Linked DNA regions of Homo sapiens: region 1 is linked to region 2. Evidence: chromatin contacts called from ENCODE Hi-C or POLR2A ChIA-PET data. All regions are on one chromosome and are shown on one strand. The core of a region is the stretch at or near the end of the contact, and the rest is flanking DNA. Distances in the headings are between cores, read along the strand shown.

Region 1 (6,746 bases), core at 3,286-5,785, 200 kb before region 2:
GGGGAAACTGGGGTTGGATGCTGCAGCCCATCCAGGGAGGTGAGCAGTCCAAAAGCAGCGAGACCCTGCACTCCTTGGCACCCCACTCTGCCTCCATGTGAAATGCAGAGAAGGAAGTATGGGCCCCTTGTCTCTGCCAGGAATGACAGCTAGCATTTATTTGCCATTACTGTATGCCAGACTCTGAGCGGCCTGTTTCATCCTCATCATGGCCTATATGATGAGGGAGGTACTGTTATCCAACTCCTCCCTCTCCTTCCTGTTGAGAGAGGCCCAGAGAAGTTCCATTTCTCGTCTAAGGTCACACAGCACAACATATTCAGTGGCACACTGACTAACACGACACAATACTGCCCCTACAGGCAGAGCCGGGCTAGAGCAGAGCATTCTGCTGGCTTTGAAAAGAGATCCCAGCCTAGTGCCATCAGCCATTACAGATATTAGTGTCCACCAAAGTATGGGGGTGGGGGGGACTGCCAAGTAAAACAGAATTCACCCTGGCTCTTCCCCTTCACCCAAGCCTGGCCCCCTGGGCTGGGCTGAGCCAGGCTAGGCGAGGCCACCCACCCTGAGTGATCCTCCATCCAGAGCAGTGGAGCAGGGCTCCCCAGGCCCGAGGTGAGTGCCACCTGTGCTGGGTGTGGCGTCTTGAGCGCTGCATGGTTCTGATCCTGACTCAGCCCCTCATGTCCTGTGCGACCTGGCCTTCCCGCTCTCCAGGCCCTGGTTGCCTCCTCTGAGAAGGGCGTAAGTGGGCCGGCTGGCCTCGGAGGCCCCTCCTTCCAGCTGGGCCCCGGCAGGATGCACAATCAGCTCATTCTTTAGTGAATGCACTGGGGGCCCAGCGAGCGTTTATGAAGACATTTCGAAGTGGCTGCTCTTGGGAAACCCCAGATGGAATTTGGTGTTGAATCTAGGGGGCCGCTGACTACATGAGGCCTCTGGGTTTCTGTGCTCGTGTATGCCTGAGCACCTGCACACGCTGCCCTCCTGGTGCTAGGTGACGTGCCAAACAGAAGATGCTGGCCTTGTCCAGGACCCTCCTTCCTCTAGAACAGCCCTTCTCTGCTCAGTCTAGGGGGGTCCATGGTGCTCCCACCCCCTTCTGACCTCACCCACCAAAAATCCGAGGGCCCTGGGGCCATGATGAATGCTAACAGGCCCTGGTGTTCTTGGCCTGGCCTGGGACCACCCACTTCCAGGCTCCTCATCTTGTCCCCATCTGCAGGAAGGAACGTAGGGCAGTTTGGTGTCATGGAACTGGGGGCCCAGCCGAGGGGCTCAAGAGCCCTTCAGACTCTGCCTGGTGAGTCAAGTGCTAAGGACCTCACTTCTTCATTGGAAGATGTGGGGTGGGGGTGGAGTTTGTTCCTAGGACATTGTAGCGATGTGGATAGCATTGCCAGATTTTGTTTTGTTTTGTTTTTCTTTTTAGAGCGAGGGTGGTGCTCTGTCACCCAGGCTGGAGTGTAGTGGTGTGATCTCAGCTCACTGCAGCCTTGAACTCCTAGGCTCAAGTGATCCTCCTACCTCAACCTCCAGAGTAACTGGGACTACAGGTACATGCCACCACACCGGCTTAATTGCTTTTGTTTTCTTTGTTTGCAGAGACAGGGTCTTGCTATGTTGCCCAGGCTGGTCTCAAACTCCTGGGCTCAAGTGATCTTCCTACCTCGGCCTCTCCAAGTGCTGGGGTTATAAGCGTGAGCCACTGTGCCTGGCCTGGTTGCCAGTTTTAACAAAGAAAAACACAGAACATCCCATTAAATGTGAATTTCAGATAGAAAAGTAAATTTTAGCATAAGTATGTCTCAAATATTGCATGGGCCCAGGTGTAGTAGCTCACGCCTGTAATCCCAACACTTTGGGAGGCCAAGGTGGGCATATCACTTGAGGCCAGGAGTTGGAGACCAGCCTGGCCAACAAGGTAAAACCCTGTCTCTACTAAAAATACAAAAAATTAGCTGGACATAGTGGCACATGCCTGTAATCCCAGCTACTTGGGAGGCTGAAGCATGAGAATTGCTTGAATCTGGGAGGTGGAGGTTGCAGTGAGCTCACACCACTCCATTCCAGTCTTGGTTCTCAAAAAATATATATATATTGCATGGGACATAATTATACTAAAATGAAATTATTCATCGTTTATCTGAAATTTGGATTTACCTGGGCCTCCTGTCTTTTGTCCGGCAACCCTAGATCTGGGTCAGGTTGATGCCAGAGACCCAGAGAGCAGCTATGCCAGCCTCCTCCCCCTCCTCCTGCCCCTCTTCAGGGCACTGGTGCCCGCCTAGTTCCCTCACCCCCACTCCTGCTGACCCCCCACATCTGTCCCTTGAGTTCCCACATGCCCTTCTCAGCACCCTCATTTCACCCCGCAGGGTATCTTCCTCCTCTAAGCTCAACCATTTTCCCATTTTCCTCTCCCGTAAGGGCCACACCTCTGTAGGGCTCCCAGCCTGGGCAGGATAGCAGGGAGTGTGGGGTAGAGACCCCAGGCCTTGCTGTTGCAGTGGGGCCTGGGTGGGGACAAGAAGAACCCTGGCAGCCCAAGTTGGCAACGACTCAAGAGGTGGAGGCTCCAGCACTCTCAGGACGAGGTCCCCCTGCCAAGGTCCACCTGCAGGGGAGGAGGGGAGACGGCGGCCCCTTCCCTTCTCCAAGCTCACAGTCACTTCAAATACAGAGGGGCCAGATCCCAATACCCCTCGGATCAGGAGACTAGAAGATTATCTTCTTAAGGGGCAAAAAGGGCTAGGAGGTAATGGGAAATAGAGACAGGGAAAGGGAGAGAGAGAGCAGGGAGACAGCATAAGAAACAGACCGAGAGACTGGGGGTGCAGGACCAAACCAGGGACAAGGAGAAGGGACCAGAGAAACCGAGAAAAACAGACGCCTCCGCCGAGGCAGACAGAGGTGAACAGAGAGAGGAGAAACAGACGGGAGAACAGAGGGAAAGGCTGGGAACTCGAGAGAAACTGGGTGCGGACAGATGGGAAGAAACCGAAACAGAAAAACAGAGGCTGGGAGAAACGGGGAGAGACACAGAGGGGTTAAATATAAGACAGAGAACATGACTGGGAGAGATGAGGGAGAAGGGTGAGAGGCAGAGAGCAAGGAAAGAGAAGAAACGCCCACGACGTCGGGGGTGTTTTTCAGGGGTCAAGACAGATTGGCGACACAGCAGGAGGCGCCCAAGGACATGACGTTGAGCCTCTCAGGGTCCCCCTTGGCCGGGCCAGGGAGCAGCGCCCCACGCTCCATCACCCCCTCTCCCCCTCCCGCGGTCCTGGCTGCACTGCTCCTGCCTCGCCCTCGCCCAGCGCCCCCAGCCCACAAGCCCCGGCCGCGCCCCTCCCGGCTCCCGGGGGCACCCGCGCTGGGCGACGCTGCCACCTGCCGGCCGCTCCCGGAAGCTCCGCGCCTGGAGTGCTGGAGGCGGCGGCCGCAGGGGGCTCAGAATCAGGCCCCTCCGCACTGGGGCGGCCTCCGCGGGGTCTTTCCAGGAATCTGGATGGGCCTGCTCGCCCGCGCCCCGGCGGGCCTGGCAGAGGACCAGCCCCAGCTGCGGACCCCGGGGCAGTCTAAACCCTGGGGCCTTGAGTTCCCGTTTTGTCAATGGGAGAAAATGCACCAACACCTCCTGTAGGATTTCAAGAGGGGAGGGGACACGAAGGTACCCACGTTGTGCTCCTGGTCTTCCTTCCTCGACCTGGAAATCTCAGGGCACTCTGAAATCAGCCAGGCTGCTCTGTCCCTCCCTTTTTGGTCAAAACACAATGGGGTGATATCCCCCAACCATAACCCCTCAAAATCTACCCTAGAACCTTCGCCTTCCCCTCCCTCAACCTCTGCCCCCATTTGACTTCTCACCAGACCCAGAGGTCCAGATAAGAAGGGGCTTCCACGTCCCCTTCCCACTCCCGCCGGTCCCGGCACCCCTCCCTGGAGTCTGGGGCACTTAGGAGTGGAGGAGTTGGGAGTTAGGAAGGCCCAGCTCAGCGGTGTGGAGTTGATCCCACCTCTTTTTAAATTTAGGTTATTTATTTATTTATTTATTTATTTAGAGATGGAGTCTCACTCCGTCGCCCAGGCTGGAGTGCACTGGCACGATCTCGGCTCACTGCAACCTCTGCTTCCCGGGTTCAAGCGATTCTCCTGCCTCAGGCTCCTGAGTAGTTGGGATTACAGGCACCCGCCACCACGCCCGGCTAAATTTTGTATTTCTAGTGGAGACGGGGGGTCTCACCATGTAGGCCAAGCTGGTCTCGAACTCCTGACCTGAAGTGATCCTCCCAAAGTGCTGGTATTACAGGCGTGAGCCACCGCGCCCGGGACCGCTTTTTTAAAAATCCGTTAATCTCTTCTACCTCCCAAATCCCAAAACCCAACCCAGACCTCTGCGCCTCCCTTCCTCCCTTCCTCCTCCCAGCCCCTCCCTGCCCCGAGTCCGCCTCTCCCGGTGCAGCTCCGCCCCCATCCCGAGGCGGGGCCCCATAGGTGGAGAGAAGTGGGAGAGGTCGCAGCCCCGCCTTCTCTACACAGGAAAGCTCAGTGGCCCCCAAGCCAGGATGTCCCAAGCTTGGGTCCCCGGCCTCGCGCCCACCTTGCTGTTCAGCCTGCTGGCTGGCCCCCAAAAGGTGAGACTGGGAGGTAAGGTTGTTGAACTTTTGGGCCCTACCCTTGTAGGTCAGGAGCCTGCTTCTGGAGCCTGGTCGCCACCTTCCAGAATCAGGATTTCCTCCTGACCACACACAGTTAGCTACTTCCTTTCTCTCTTTGCTGTGGAGGTGGAGGTGGGGGCAGCGGAGGAGGCTCTGGGAGAGGCTGGGTTCTCCCACCTCTGAGGGGGATCCTGTGGTGGGAAGTGGCCACCACCCACCACCTTATCTGACACCTAGCACGTCTCTGTGAATAGGGACTTTGGACCCCTTATTAGCCTCAGCTTATCCTTCCAGCTCCTTCCCGCCTGAGCTTTGGACACCTGGGCCAGCACTTAGCCCCAGCTCAGTTCCTCCAGTGCTGGGGGACCCTGGGATGTCCCCACCCTCTTTGGGACTGTGTCTCTGCTTGTTCCCTAGGGGAGAGAAGGCTCTTTTGTCCCCTTCTAGGGGTAAGTAATCCCAGCCTGTGGTGGGATTTGACCTGGCTGCCTGACCAAGGCTGGGGTGACCTCTGAAATCTGTGATTTTGAGAGGGAGGTGTAGGGTTCGAGTGTTCCCTCCGCCCTTCTGTTCCTCCCAAGTAAACTCTACAGGTGATGGGGGAAAGCTGTCCGGTCCTGGGATGGGTGTTTATCCTGGGAACAGAGACGGGTCTAGAACATGCATTTGTGTCTTATTTCCATTTAAGAACCGGAGGGAAGTCAGGGTCTTCCATAGTTAGGATTTTAGAACAGGGCACCTTCACACATCTGGGCTGAGCTTTCAGAGAGGCTCTGCCAAAACCCTTCCGTGGACCCGGGTTAGTGAGCAAGGTGTTCCTTCTAAATCACTGGGCGGTCAGTTTGTGTCAATGCTGGGCTGGGCATCCTCTGGTTTACCCCTCCCACCAACCCCAGGGGCGAGGTGCTGTTAATACCTTCAATTCTGGAGTTAAGTAAGCTGAGATTTACTTACTCCCAGCCCAAGACCACCCTGACGCTCCATAAAACTCAGCCTCTGAACCACCCCAGACAAGACTACCCCCTGGTTAAAATGTGGGGAGACAATCTGGGAGAAGAGCTCCTCCCCCTCCCAAACCGGAACTTGAGATTAATTTACTAAACCTGTTAATTATCCATTACTTATTAGCTGGGGTCCAGGAAAAGGACAAGGGCCAGAGTGGGGTCTGAGGGGGAAGGGGTGCTGTTGAGTGCCTGGATGGACCCCTCGATTTGTCTCCAAGTTCCCTCTCTGTATATATATATTTTTAATTTAAAGAATAGAGGCCAGGCGCAGTGGCTCACGCCTGTAATCCCAGCACTTTGAGAGGCCGAGGCAGGCAGATCGTGAGGTCAGGAGTTTCAGACCAGCCTGACCAACAACCCCATCTCTACTAACAATACAAAAATTAGCCAGGCATGGTGGCACGTGCCTGTAATCCCAGCTACTTGGGAGGCTGAGGCAGGAGTATCACTTGAACCTGGGAGGCGGAGGTTGCAGTGAGCCGAGATCGCACCACTGCACTCCAGCCTGGGCAACAGAGCTAGACTCCATCTCCAAAAAGAAAAAAAAAGAAAAAAGAAAAAAGAATAGAGACAGGGTCTCGCTATGTTGGCCAGGTTGGTCTTAAACTCCCGGCCTCAAGCAATCCACCCACCTCAGCCTCCCAAGGTATTTAGGATTACAGGGATGAGGCACCGCACCCAGCCTGTCTCCAATTCTATAGTCATTCCTGTGTGCTGTGTGATTTGGATTCACAGACTCACCCTTTCTGGGCCAACCTGCAGGGGTTCCTTCCTGTTCCTGTCCCCACAAGGGGACAAAGCCTGTGAGATGGTACTCAGCCTGGGACTGAGCGTGGAAAAGGGGAATTACCCCAACTCTTATTGGCTATCACTGGTATTCTTATCTTTACTGTTGTGATTTGCAATTGAAATATTTTATAAAGGTATAAAGATAAAGATAACGGTGGTTTTGCCAAAGCTGGCTTCCTATTTTTTAGCCTTGGTTGTTTGTCCCAGGAGGCTAGGGTGGGGTGAGAGATGCCCTTCCCCACCACCCATTTCCTATGTTCTGGCACCTACATCCCTCCCCCACAGTCTG
Region 2 (6,144 bases), core at 298-2,797:
AGCAATTCTCCTGCCTCAGCCTCCCGGGTAGCTGGGACTACTGGCACGCACCACCACACCTGGCTAGTTTTTTGTATTTTTAGTAAAAACGGGGTTTCACCGTGTTAGCCAGGATGGTCTCAATCTCCTGACCTTATGATCCGCCCGCATCGGCCTCCCAAAGTGCTGGGATTACAGGAGTAAGCCACCGCGCCCGGCTTCTGCCCTGGGCTTTATACCCTGGGGCCATGTGACATGTTGGGCTGAAGTGTTGAAGGACATGCTTTTTCTAGGGGGACTGGAACAGAGCATGGCTGTGCTGGCCAGTCCTTCCTTCCCTCAGGATGTTGCATTCTCTGCACACTCTACAGTTTTATTTATTTATTTATTGAGACAGTCTTGCTCCATCACCCAGGCTGGAGTGCAGTGGCACTGTCTCAGCTCACTGCAACCTCCGCCTCCCAGGTTCGAGGGATTCTCCCTGCTCAGCCTCCCGTGTAGCTGGGATTACAGGTGCCCACCACCACGCTTGGATAATTTTTGTATTTTTGGTAAAGACGGGGTTTCAGCATGTTGGCTAGGCTGGTCTTGAACTTCTGATCTCAAGTGATCTGCCCGCCTCGGCCTCCCAAAGTGCTGGGATTACAGGCGTCTACAGTTATTCTTGAGAACTACAAGCAAGAAAGGAGGGGAGAACCAGGTCAGTTCAAGGCCACTGGGAGAACTGTCCTGCACCGCCTGCCTCTGAAGCCCATGATGTTTCTGCTTTGTGGGACAGTTGTTCAGGTGCCTGCTTCCCCAGGCCTTCCCCTGCGCCTTCCCCCTCTCTCCTACACACACCATCTGACTGTCCTTCCAGCACGTACACCTCCAGATGCTTGGGTTGGCCTGACCCAAAACAGTCTACTCTCCCGGCCAAGCCAATTGCCCCTGGGATTTTCTGCTCCTCCAAGATCCCGTGCATAGCCCTGGTGGTGGCTCATGCCCTTAATCCTTAGTTACTCTAGATGCTGAGGCAGGAGGATCGCTTGAGGCCGAGGAGTTCAAGACCTCCCCTCTCCCAAATATTTGTAAATGAAATTAAAAGAAAGATCCAGCCCAAGTGTCTCTTCTGCCCTACTGACTCCCACACTCTTAAAACAGATGACCTCACAGCACTGAGGCGGACGGCTCTGGTGTCCAGCAGGCACGGAATTAATACGCCTTGCCTGTCCTGGCCGGTTGGCTTGCCTCTCTCCTGCCAGAATGCAACCTGGCTTTATGCACCTAGATGTCCCCAGCGCCCAGTTCTGAGCCAGGCACATCAAATGTCAAGGAATTGACTGAACAAACTAAGAGCTCCTGGATGGGTCCGGGAACTCGCCCGGGCACAAGGTGCCAAAAGGCAAGCAGCCCGCCTCGCGGCCTGGGGAAAGAACCGACAGGAGGCCGCAGTGAGCGCCCGGGCGCCCGGCAGGTGGCGCCGCAGCCCCGGGCCCGGGCCCTCTTGTCGCGCGGTCACGCAGCCCCTCTTCCTTCCGCCGGCTGCGCACTCACAGTGATCCCTGCGCGCGTCTCCTGCTCGGGTCAGTGCGCCGCGCTGCGCTGGGCGCCATGGCGCTCCCCGGAGCCCGGGCTCGCGGCTGGGCGGCAGCAGCCAGAGCGGCCCAGAGGCGCCGCCGCGTGGAGAACGCAGGAGGGTCCCCGAGTCCTGAGCCTGCGGGCCGGCGCGCGGCGCTTTACGTACACGTGAGTAGGGGCGGGGGCGGAGCCCACGGTGTGTGGCCGCAGCCCTGGCCGTGACCGTGGCCGTCCAAAACCCAGGTGGCGGTTTGTCACTCTATGAACCCGCCTGCCGTGTTTCCGTGCCCCCGTACGAGGTCTGGGATGGGACCCTGTGCTTTGGCAGGGAAATGACTTGGTCCAGAAACCTGAAGTCTCTGCTACTCACCGGCTCGGTGACTCTGACCAAATGGTTCAAATTTCATAACAATTTTCCTCTTAGCAAGACAAAATTTTCTTAAGAGCAGTGTTCTGACTCGGTAGCTGGGAAAATGGCTCATAGGAAAATTGTATGAAAATTATATGATCCCAGAAAGAGCTTGGGTTGAATTCCTTCCTGACGTCTGCTGGTTGGAAGAGGCAGCGTAACAAAGGAGTGAGCCTCAGTTTTCTCACATTGAAGTGGATGTAATAACCCCAGTGCGACCTGCCTTGGGGAGTTGTGTGGCTTAGATGTCCTAGCTACTGTGGAAAGACCTCGGGATAGGGGTGGGGGTGGGGTTGGGGGTGTGTGCGACTGAACCCTGGAAGTGGCCAGGGCAGCTCTCACCGCGCACGTGCACTCACTGCCCCCAGTGGCCTTACTGCGAGAAGCGCTGCAGTTACTGCAACTTCAACAAGTACATCCCTCGCCGCCTGGAGGAGGCTGCCATGCAGAAGTGTCTGGTGACCGAAGCTCAGACGCTGCTGCGGCTCAGCGGGGTGCAACGGTGGGTAGTGGGGGCTGTAGGCAGCGTTTTGGGAAATATTTGGAGGAGTGGTGGGGGATAGGTGCAGGCATCCCAGAGGGCTCCCCCAGGTCTCATTTCTCCATTCTCTTTCCCCAGGGTGGAGTCTGTGTTCTTTGGTGGGGGGACCCCCAGTCTAGCCAGTCCCCACACGGTGGCTGCTGTCCTGGAGGCTGTGGCACAGGCAGCCCACCTGCCTGCAGACTTGGAAGTCACATTGGAGGCTAATCCTACTTCAGCTCCGGGCTCCAGACTGGCAGAGTTCGGGGCAGCAGGGGTTAACAGGTTGTCTATAGGCCTCCAGGTAACCCATGGCACTCACCCCATCCCAGTGCACCCCGCCCTTCAGTGCCATCTCCTCTTTGGTCACATTCATTCATTGGGCAAACATTGATTGAGCACCTTCTGGGTGCCAGGGACACAGTAGGGCCTAGTGCGACACTTTTATAACTCCTTAATTGTCTGCTGCTGTCATAGACCACAGACTTTATGAGAAAGGGATCAGGTGTGGCTTTTCTATTTCAAACACTTACCATAGTGCCTGGCACATAGTAGGTGGTCAAAAAAGATTTGCTACATGACACGGGAGACGCAGACATGTAGCCAGATTATTGCAGCATGGTAAATGTCACCTGTAAAGGGGGTCTCTATAAAAGGCTTCTAGAGTACAGCCTGAAGGGAGGTCACTCTGATGAAATCACTGAAACTTCTCTGGAGGAGATGTTTGAATGAAGAGGAAGAGTTCACCAGGTGAGGGGGTGTGGGGGAAACGACACAGGCCATGGAAGAGCCTGGCATGTTTTGGGGGAGTTGTGAGTCATTCCTTGTGATTGGAGAGGCTGGAAACAAGGTTGCAAGGTAGAGTCCAAAACCTTTGGTGCCTACTAAGGAGTGTGGGTTTTGTCCTAGTAATGATAGGGAGCCATTGAAGGTTTTTAAGTAGGGAGAAACCTAGTCGTCTCAGGTTGACCTCCGATATTTCCGTAGGACTTCCGGGTTGTGGGCTTTGTTCTGATGGAATATGCTGACAGAAACACATCACTTCTAAGATATTCTTACCCCAAAGCGCATATCTTGAATCTAATTGTCAGGAAACCCTGAATTAAGAGATTTTTACAAAATTATTGTGGTAAGAACAGACAGCATGAGATCTACCGTCTTAACAAGTTTTTAAATGTACATACAGCACTGTTAACTATAAGCACAGTGTTATACAGCCAATCTGTAGAAATTATTCATTTTAAATAATTCATTTAAATAATTATAATTCGTAAATAATAATAATTTATTTAAATTCATTAAATTATTCATTTTAAACAACTGGCCTGTATTCTTCAAAAATGCCAGTGTCATGAGAGACAAAGAAAGGCTGAGAATCTAAAGGAGACAGAAGAGACAGCTGAATACAATGTGTGGCCCCTGACTGGGGAGGAAGGAGGAAATTACTACAGTAGATGTTATTGGGACCATTAGCCAAATTTGAATATGACAATGTATTATGTAATGGTGTTGTGTCAGTGTTGCATTTCCTGAACTCTGTAATTGGATTGCAGTTATGTAAGAGAATGTCCTTGTTCTTTAGGAAATACACACCTAAGTATTTAGAGGTTAGGGAGTATAATATCTATAACTGCTATTCAATATAGTGGCCACTAGCCACAGACTAGTGAGCATTTGAAATGTGGTAAGTTAAGTTTAATTCACTTAAATTTAAATAACCACATGTGGCTACTACCTATCATATTGGACAGTACAGATATGAACATTTCCACCATTGTAGAAAGTTCTTTTGGACAGTGCTGGTTTATAATTTACTGTTAAATGATTCAGCATAATAACAGGTATGTATGTTTAAAGAGAAACAAATATGGACAAATGGTGAATCAAGATGAAGGTTTTTTTTGTGATTTTCTTTCAACTTTTCTATAGGTTAGAATTATTTAAAATTGAAAAGTAAAGTAAATAAAGACTTGATTTTGGAGTCAGACAGTCCTAAATTCCAGGTCGAACTTTGCAACTGTATGGCCTGGACAAGTTACTTAACACCTCTGAACCTCAGTTTTCTCATCTGTAAAATAGAACTAATATTGGAGGGTTACAAAGATTAAATTAGACACTACATAAAGGTGCTTGGCACATAGCGACCCTTCTGTGAATGGCAGCTCTTGGTGCCAGCTTGACCTTCCCCCTCCTGCCTTCCAGCTGCCTGCCACGTGCTGCGTTCTCCCTGTATCTGTGTCTACAATGGGGAGGAGGGTTCTTGTCTCTCTCTGAGCTGCTGGTATGCTTACACCCACCCTCTTTTCCCAGTCCCTAGATGACACTGAGCTCCGGCTGTTGGGACGGACGCACTCGGCCTGCGATGCTCTGCGGACGCTGGCAGAGGCCCGGCGCCTCTTTCCCGGGCGCGTGTCTGTAGACTTGATGCTGGGGCTGCCGGCACAGCAGGTGGGGCCGTGGCTTGGGCAGCTGCAGGAACTGCTGCACCACTGTGATGACCACCTCTCCCTCTACCAGCTGTCCCTGGAGCGGGGCACCGCACTCTTCGCCCAGGTGCAGCGGGGTGCCCTTCCAGCCCCTGACCCGGAGCTCGCAGCTGAGATGTACCAGAGGGGCCGGGCTGTCCTTCGGGAGGCTGGCTTCCACCAGTATGAGGTCTCCAACTTTGCCCGGAATGTAAGTTCTGGGGCTGATGGCTGGAGGTGGAGGATGGGCAGACTGCAGTGTGACCAGGGCGTTGTGACCTTCTGAAGAGAAGGATCCTGGCCGAGATGGTGGGACATTCTAACCTGGGGCCCCTTACCTGAGTCTAAAAATGAGGCCTGCCCTCTTCACTCTGCACTATTTCCTCCCTCCCCGCAGGGGGCGCTCAGTACCCACAATTGGACTTACTGGCAGTGTGGTCAGTACCTTGGCGTTGGGCCTGGTGAGTCCCGTGAACTACAGAAAGGGTGACTCAGGAGAGGAATGTCGTGGCTGTGTGAACTTGGGCCACATTAACCTCTCCAAGCCTCTATTTTCTCATATGTAAAATGTGGCAAAAAATAATACCTCCCTATAGAACTGTTGAGCATGAATTATAAGGGGCTTAATGTTGCACCTTGCACTAGGGTTCTCAGCCTTTAGTGTGTATGAGAATCTCCTGGAGGGCTTGTTAAAACCCAAGCTGCTGGGCCCCACCCTCAGAATTCCCAATTGGACAGGGCTAGAGGAGAGCCCAAGAATTTATATGTCTTGGCATTTTGGGATAGATGATTAAAAAAAAAAGAAAAAGAAAAAAGGGCCTGGTGTCATGTGCCTCTAATCTGAGCTACTTGGGAAGCTGAGGTGGAAAGATCGTTTGACCCCAGGCGTCCAAGACCAGCCTGGGCAGTATAGTGAGACACCACCTCAAAAAAAAAAAAAAAAAAAAGAAAGAAAGAAAGAAAGAAAAGAAAAGAAAAATAATTTATATTTCCAGTATGTTAGAGGCAGTTGCTCCAGGGACCACATGATTTAAATCTGGTAAACACATAGTATTAACAGCCATTAATGTGGGGATGGTTGTTGATGTTGTCAGGGGCCCATGGACGATTTATGCCCCAGGGGGCTGGAGGCCACACCCGGGAGGCTCGGATCCAGACACTGGAGCCTGACAACTGGATGAAGGAGGTGATGCTGTTTGGCCATGGCACCC

What was found. A loop is a pair of places that touch in the nucleus more often than their neighbours do. ChIA-PET counts read pairs that join two places held with the same protein, here RNA polymerase II (POLR2A). Pooled maps may share reads with other maps.
Region 1: a map of PC-9 shows a loop between it and region 2 (4-fold over the local background). The contact joins the promoter of TMEM92 here to the promoter of RSAD1 in region 2. A Hi-C loop is called at or near these places in 2 of 168 maps with a recorded cell type or tissue (MCF 10A and PC-9) and 8 of 50 pooled maps. POLR2A ChIA-PET finds 5 or more read pairs at or near these places in 1 of 52 experiments (GM12878).

The regions. Positions count from the first base shown.
Region 1 is chr17:50,269,931-50,276,676 of GRCh38, forward strand. TMEM92 (transmembrane protein 92) reads left to right here and starts at 4,536. Exons shown (of 5, transcript NM_153229.3): 1 at 4,536-4,640. The coding sequence starts at 4,572. It overlaps LOC124904028 (a long non-coding RNA gene), which reads left to right. Exons shown (of 3, transcript XR_007065846.1): 2 at 1,229-1,306; 3 at 1,436-1,473. RefSeq lists silencers at 3,141-3,480, 4,618-4,912.
Region 2 is chr17:50,477,313-50,483,456 of GRCh38, forward strand. It overlaps RSAD1 (radical S-adenosyl methionine domain containing 1), which reads left to right and starts at 1,548. Exons shown (of 9, transcript NM_018346.3): 1 at 1,548-1,707; 2 at 2,317-2,450; 3 at 2,568-2,772; 4 at 4,779-5,144; 5 at 5,331-5,394; 6 at 6,028-6,144. The coding sequence starts at 1,573. RefSeq lists silencers at 1,314-1,803, 2,375-2,761 and an enhancer at 5,196-5,490.